2 separate regions of the Homo sapiens genome follow, and region 2 is linked to region 1. Evidence: chromatin contacts called from ENCODE Hi-C or POLR2A ChIA-PET data. All regions are on one chromosome and are shown on one strand. The core of a region is the stretch at or near the end of the contact, and the rest is flanking DNA. Distances in the headings are between cores, read along the strand shown.

The links. Hi-C counts contacts between places; a loop is a spot of excess contacts on that map. ChIA-PET counts read pairs that join two places held with the same protein, here RNA polymerase II (POLR2A). Pooled maps may share reads with other maps.
Region 2: a map with no recorded cell type shows a loop between it and region 1 (6-fold over the local background). The contact joins the promoter of RAB40B here to the enhancer-like site in region 1. A Hi-C loop is called at or near these places in 14 of 37 single-sample maps with no recorded cell type and 9 of 50 pooled maps. POLR2A ChIA-PET finds 5 or more read pairs at or near these places in 3 of 52 experiments (B cell, T-cell and WTC11).

Annotation. Positions count from the first base shown.
Region 1 is chr17:82,862,658-82,865,534 of GRCh38, reverse strand. All of the region lies in intron 13 of TBCD (tubulin folding cofactor D), which reads right to left. Among named protein-coding and RNA genes, the nearest start is that of ZNF750, 24 kb to the right of the region's middle. RefSeq lists a silencer at 628-707 and an enhancer at 998-1,507. Within about 2 kb of position 1,439, at least 17 of the 41 ENCODE cell types and tissues checked have a DNase peak (open chromatin) inside an H3K27ac peak, as active enhancers do; they include B cell, where a contact is called at or near this core.
Region 2 is chr17:82,696,986-82,700,230 of GRCh38, reverse strand. It overlaps RAB40B (RAB40B, member RAS oncogene family), which reads left to right and starts at 1,533. Exons shown (of 6, transcript NM_006822.3): 1 at 1,533-1,776. The coding sequence starts at 1,635. RefSeq lists silencers at 965-1,354, 1,375-1,804.

The DNA.
Region 1 (2,877 bases), core at 190-2,689:
GCACAGACAGCCCGCCACACCCTCCACGAGGAAGGCGTGGAAACGTGGGCACCTCCCACATAGCCCAGAGAGGGTGGCTGTGGGCAGGGGGTGTCTCCCCGACTGCTCAGGCCCCTGCAGAGCACTGAGCCTCCCTCCCACGATGGGGTGGATGTGGAGGGACCCTCAGCGTGGAGCCTGCCGGTGCAGAGCCCGAGCGCAGGAAACGGCTCCCGAGAGCCGCGTGGCCGTCCCTGCAGACCCTCCCTTCAGCACCAGCACACACAGCCATCCGTGTGGCCGTCCCTGCAGACCCTCCCTTCAGCACCAGCACACACAGCCATGGCTCCTGTCCCAAAAATGCAGCTCAACTTGCTCAGAAAAAAAAACGCCAGTGTTGAATTTGCTAGGAGGTAAGAGGCAGTGATGGACAGAACACCTGGTTCCACTGACATCTGGGTTTCCAGTTCCCACAGGACGTTGTAGAGAAGCCTTCCCAGAGGCCCTCAGCTGCCTGCAGGGAGCAGCAGCTGGCCTCATGTCTGCTGCACCTGCAACGCTGCACAGTGGGGCAAGCACAGACTTGGTGCTCGGCCTGCCCTTGGGGGGCAAGGAGCCCCACCCCCAACACAAGCAGGCCCCCGCTGTCCCCACGGTGCCCCAGGGAGTGAGCAGGCCCCCGCTGTCCCCACGGTGCCCCGGGGAGTGAGCAGGCCCCCGCTGTCCCCACGGTGCCCCGGGGAGTGGTGATCCCAGCCCTTCCTGTGCTGCTAGGGTGGGCGCCCGGATATGCATCACCTGCTCTGCTCTCCCCCAGTGCCCCAAGCACAACCCCGGCCTCGGTGGGATCACGCACCAAGCCCCAAGCCCGCTCTTTCCACAGGAAAGTCACCCAGCCACGCTGGCCCAGCAACTCTCCCCACCTGTGCCTGTGAACCAAGATCCCACCTGCCACCACCCACTGTGCAGGGTCGCAGAGTCAAGGACCCTCTGTCAAGGTGCTGGGGACAGTCACAAATCCCCACCACACGTGAGGCACGCAGGCCAGGCCAGGTGTATGACACACCCTGGCCAACACGAAGACACAGAGCCCGGGTCACCCAACTGTCACCAAGCTCAGATTCTTACAGTTGTTAAAATAAGAGCACAGAACGTCCCTGCTGTGAAAGGCCACCTCCTGGAGAGCACAGAGAGCCGGCACTCGATCTGCCTGGATGGGGGCGATGAGGAAGCCCCACAGGCTGGGCACCCGCAGGTCACACAGCAGCTTTCTGTTCTCTGCACTACATTTGTTTCTTCATGAAATTAAAAAGTGAGACGCTTCAAAGAGCCCTGGAAGCACAAGTGAAGCTGATAAATCACACAAGAGATGACTCATCTTTTACCCACTCTCTAAGAAAGTCCCAGGCCACAACACAGATGGCAGCCATGCCGCAAACCTCCTGTGGAGCGTCAACAGCAGGCAGCTCCCTTCACTGGTAAGACAGCCCCTAAGAACACTGGTTAGGAGGTTCCAGCACCAAAACTGTAAATGCTGCACCCAGTGAAGATGATTTTGCATTTAGTCCTGAGGGTGGTAATCTACTCAGCTGTCACTGACTGCACGTCGGACTGCCGCTGTGAGGCATTTGAAAGGCTTGAGAAGCACAACTCTATAAAAAGCTCCACGTGAAAACCAGACAGGACTGAACTGGGCCCCTGCTACCCTCTCTGCCCCCATCACCCACCTCTGCTATCAGGCAGCACCTCCTACTCCTCTCCAGGTTCCTCACCAATCCTGCTCTCCCAACAGGATCTGAGGCCAGCTGCATCAGGAGCCAACTGCTGCTTCCCGAGGAGGCTTACAGTCTGAGACCAGGGAAGGCGCCCAGTTCCTCCAGGGGTCAATGCTGAGCTCAGGGGCACTGATGAGCAGAGTTTTGGGAGGGCACTGGGTCCAAAGGCTGCGTCCCGAGCACTAACCCCTCAACCAGCACCCTCCCCGCTCACACTGGACCACACTGCCTGCACCCTACCCGCACACAGTAGGTGCAACATTATTGTGAGTGAGTGCTTCTCTCCCATTCTTTCTCCAAGAACACAGATCATTTGCAATTTTTCAGAACTGCTTAAGCCGTCGCTCTCGGAGAGCTTTCCCTAGGACCTGGCTGGAGCCTGGCCACCCTCATCACTGAAGGGTCCTGTACAGACACCGCTTGGCCTCCACGCTGCGTCCGGGTCTGCGAAGCCACAGCACCTAAAGGTTCCAGGCACACAGCACAGGCCAAAGCCCTGGGAAGAAATGCTTCTCCTCCTCCTGGGGGCATCTGCCACCCAGCCTGCAGCCAATGTGGTGAAGCAGCTGATCTGAGGACTAAGCCTGGACAGACACAGGCACCACGAGGACGGTGGGGCCAGCACATGGAGGCCTGGTTCCCACAGCTTGGTCCCTGGGCTACTGGAAAGCAACACAAAGAAATTACGATCCCATCCTCATATCTTCACTTTTTGACATTAATAAGCCTCCCAAAAGGGAGGTCAAGAGGTCAACACAAAAGGCGGACGGCTACATTCCACCCAGTAATCCTCTCCCCAGCCACACCGCAAGACCAAGCAGGGGCAGCCGTCACCAGATATCCCAGCTCAGAGCTCTCATCGACAGTCACACCCGCACGCCGGCAGCCACCTCGGACGCGTGAGAGGACAGACACCTGGCCCTACTTAACGGAATGAGGCCCCGGCCTGGGGTGGCCGCCTGGACTTCCATAACTCCACAGGTGACTGACTTCTGCCACAGCTGAGCCGGGGCCGGCAACACACGTGCACAGGCAGAGAGGCCAACTCACGGCAGAAGACAGTCCCTAAGCTAAAAAGACATGGCGGGGCATCACCCTCCCGTGCTAAAGATAAATCATGTGC
Region 2 (3,245 bases), core at 284-2,783, 170 kb after region 1:
GCAGTGAGCCAAGATTACATCACTGCACTCCAGCCTGGGCAACAGAGCAAGACTCTGTCTCAAAAAAAAAAAAATGTGGCTGCATTAGTAACTAAAGCAACTAATCAACCAATGAATAACAGGTGTTGCAAACTAAATTGGCATTCCAAAGTAAACATTTTCTAGGTCCAAATGAATGCAAATGACAAATATAATAATCTTGACTTCAGTCTCTTTTGTAATTCTTCTTCCGCTCCCTCTTCTGTTCCTCCCCCACAAAAAACTTCTAATGGGGTCTAGAGCAGTTCCCTACACAACGCAGGGTGGAGGGGATGAAGTAGTGGGGGCATTATCCTTCTTCTTGGACGGAGCTCGCCCTTTGCCTGCTGCCTGAATTCTGCACCAAATAAACCAATGTGCACCTGGTGAGACCCTCAGAGCGAAGGGCAGACCTCGGCCTGGCAACCCTTGCTCTCTAGAGCAGAGGAGAAGCCAAAAGGCTGGAGGGTCCCACCCAATGCTCTCCTCCAGCACGCACGCAAACACATGCATGGATGCACAAACAAGCGCACGCACACATAGGAGCGCATGCATAGAAGCAGCACACGCAGACACACACATGCAAAGATGCCTGCAAAGGCACACATGCACACGCACATACATGTGCAGACACCTGCAGAGGCACACATGCACACGCAGACACACAGATGTGCAGACATCTGCAGAGGGACACATGCACACGCACATACATGTGCAGACACCTGCAGAGGGACACATGCACACGCAGACACATAGATGTGCAGACACCTGCAGAGGGACACATGCACACGCAGACACATACATGTGCAGATATCTGCAGAGGCACACATGCACACGCAGACATGCACACACACGAACACATGCACACGTACACAGGCGCATGTGCACACACAGGCATTCAGGCACGCCGCGTAAATGGGGCAACGACGAGGCCCTGGATGAACCGTGGGGAGAGACCGCGAGCCTGGATTCTACGGCGACAGGGACTCCTCCGGCGAGGCGGCCTGCGGGGGCCTTCCGGCCGCGTCCGCCAACTGGACCGACCCCGAGCCCCACCCGGCCAGGCACCCGAGGTCTCCCTGGTGGGCAGGTGGGGAGGCCCCACGCTGGGACCCTGCACCGCCCCTCGCCCCTCCCGACTCGGGGCGTGCAGACCCGACGACCGTGGGAGCGAGTTCGTGGCGCTCACGGGCGCACGCGAGAGTGTAAACACCCGGCCCCACCCCCTGATCGCCCCCACCCCGCCCCGCCATTGGCTGCGGGAGCAGAGTCCCCGCCTCCTGCTTGTTCTGGCTCCGCCCCTGCCCCGTCTCCGGGCCTCCATTGGCTGTGGTGACAGCGACCTTTCAGGAGGGGCGGGTGGGCGACAGCCCGGAGGCGGTGACGAGAGTAAGATGGACGGACAACCAAGCCAGTGAAAGCGCGCAGCTGCCCTAGCAACTGCGGTCCACCAATGGCGGGGCCGGGCGGGGATGCGCGCTGTCAGCGCTGGGCGGCGGGGCGGGGCCGGAGGCGAGCAAGGACTCGGGGCCCGCGCGGCGCCTCTCGGGGCCGGGCCGCCGCCTCTGCGCTCAGCCCCGCAGGCCGGGCATGGGTGGGGGCGCCGGGCCGTCACGATGAGCGCCCTGGGCAGCCCGGTCCGGGCCTACGACTTTCTGCTCAAGTTCCTGCTGGTGGGCGACAGCGACGTGGGCAAGGGCGAGATCCTGGCGAGCCTGCAGGATGGCGCGGCCGAGTCCCCGTACGGCCACCCGGCGGGTGAGCGCGGGCGGAGGGCGTGCCGGGGTGCGGGCGCGGGGCCGGGGAGGGGCGCGGGGCTGGGGAGGGGGTGCGGGTGGGGGTCCGGGTCCGGGGACGCGAGACCGGGCAGGGGTCGGGAAGAGGCCGGGGCGCGTGGCCGGGGAGGGTAGGAGTCCCGGTCCGGGGGCGCGGGGCTGAGGAGGAGCGCGGTTCGCGGGCGGGCCTTTCTCCGCCCGGCCCTGGCCCTCGTGCTGCGGCGTCCCTGTTGCACCCCCAGTTCCACTCGAGGCCCCGCGGCGCAGTCTCCATCCTTCTCCGCAGTCTGCGCGCAGCGGGAGCCCGCGGCTGGGCCGGGCGCTGGGCTCCTCCCGACCTGGGGCCGCTGCTGTGGGGACCCGGGGCGGGGGCTCGAGTCCGCAAGTGCGCGTTCGGCCGCGGGGCAGGAGGGGCGGGAGGGGACGCGAGCTCCGGGGCTCCTGGGGCGGAGCGCGGCGAGCAGGCGCCCAGGTGCTGGGTCTGCGCGTGGGTCGGAGGGGAGGGGAGACCAGGGTCCGGTCCCGAGGCCAGGGGTCCCGCGTGTCCGGGGGAGAGGAAGGAGCACAGGTGACTCGCGTGCGGAAGAGGGGACCCCCCACGACAGCGGCCGGAGAGCGGGTTCCAGGGCGAGGGGAGGCCGGAGCGCCCAGAGCTCCCAGGCAGGCAGCCCGGGGATCCCCCAAGTTTGAGGCTTGAAAGCCGGCGCCCGGCGAGGGGGTGGACGGCTCCGGGGAAAGAAAGGCGGGGGCAGGAACCCAGGAGAAGGGGGAACGCGCAGAGGCGAACACCTCGGCTGGGAGTGAGGAGCAGGCGGGGCCTTCACCCACGCGCATCCCTGGAACAGCTTGGACGAGGCCGACCCTGAGGCTGTGGAAGGAGCCCAGCCTGTGCCCACCTTCCTGCCGCGCCTCGGGGCTGAACCCACGCTTCCAACAGAGACCCGCTCTGAGTCCTGGGCGGAGGAGGGCAGCCGGGCGTGGAGATGGAGTCTTGGTGGGAAGGACCTGTCAGCTCTGGGGCCTGGGAAGGGTCTGGGAAGCCCCAGGTCCAGGGTCCTGCCAGAGACGAACTTAGCGGGAGAGGGTGGGAGGAAGCGGGATCTGAGGCTGCTCGGTAGAGGGTGCAGGCTGTCCCCTAAGGGCAGCTCCAGGCAGGCGGCGTGAGCACCAAGGGAGTGTGGCACGGCTGGAGGGGGTGGCCTGAGACTGTGGAGCGTGGGGTGGGACTCAGGTGCCCGGCCACACCTCAGCTTAGGGGACGGGGTGAGGAATGGGCAGAGTTTGGGGGAGCAGCTGAGATGGGCTTGGGCTCACGACCAGCACCCAGAGGCCTCCTGAAACTGCAGCATGCGGGGGAGTCTCTGGCAGCTGGTGGGTGCAGAGTGTGCTCCGTGGGGCAGGAGGGGAGCCTGCGTCTCTACCTGTCCCCAGGCGCCGCTGCCCCCGCATGTC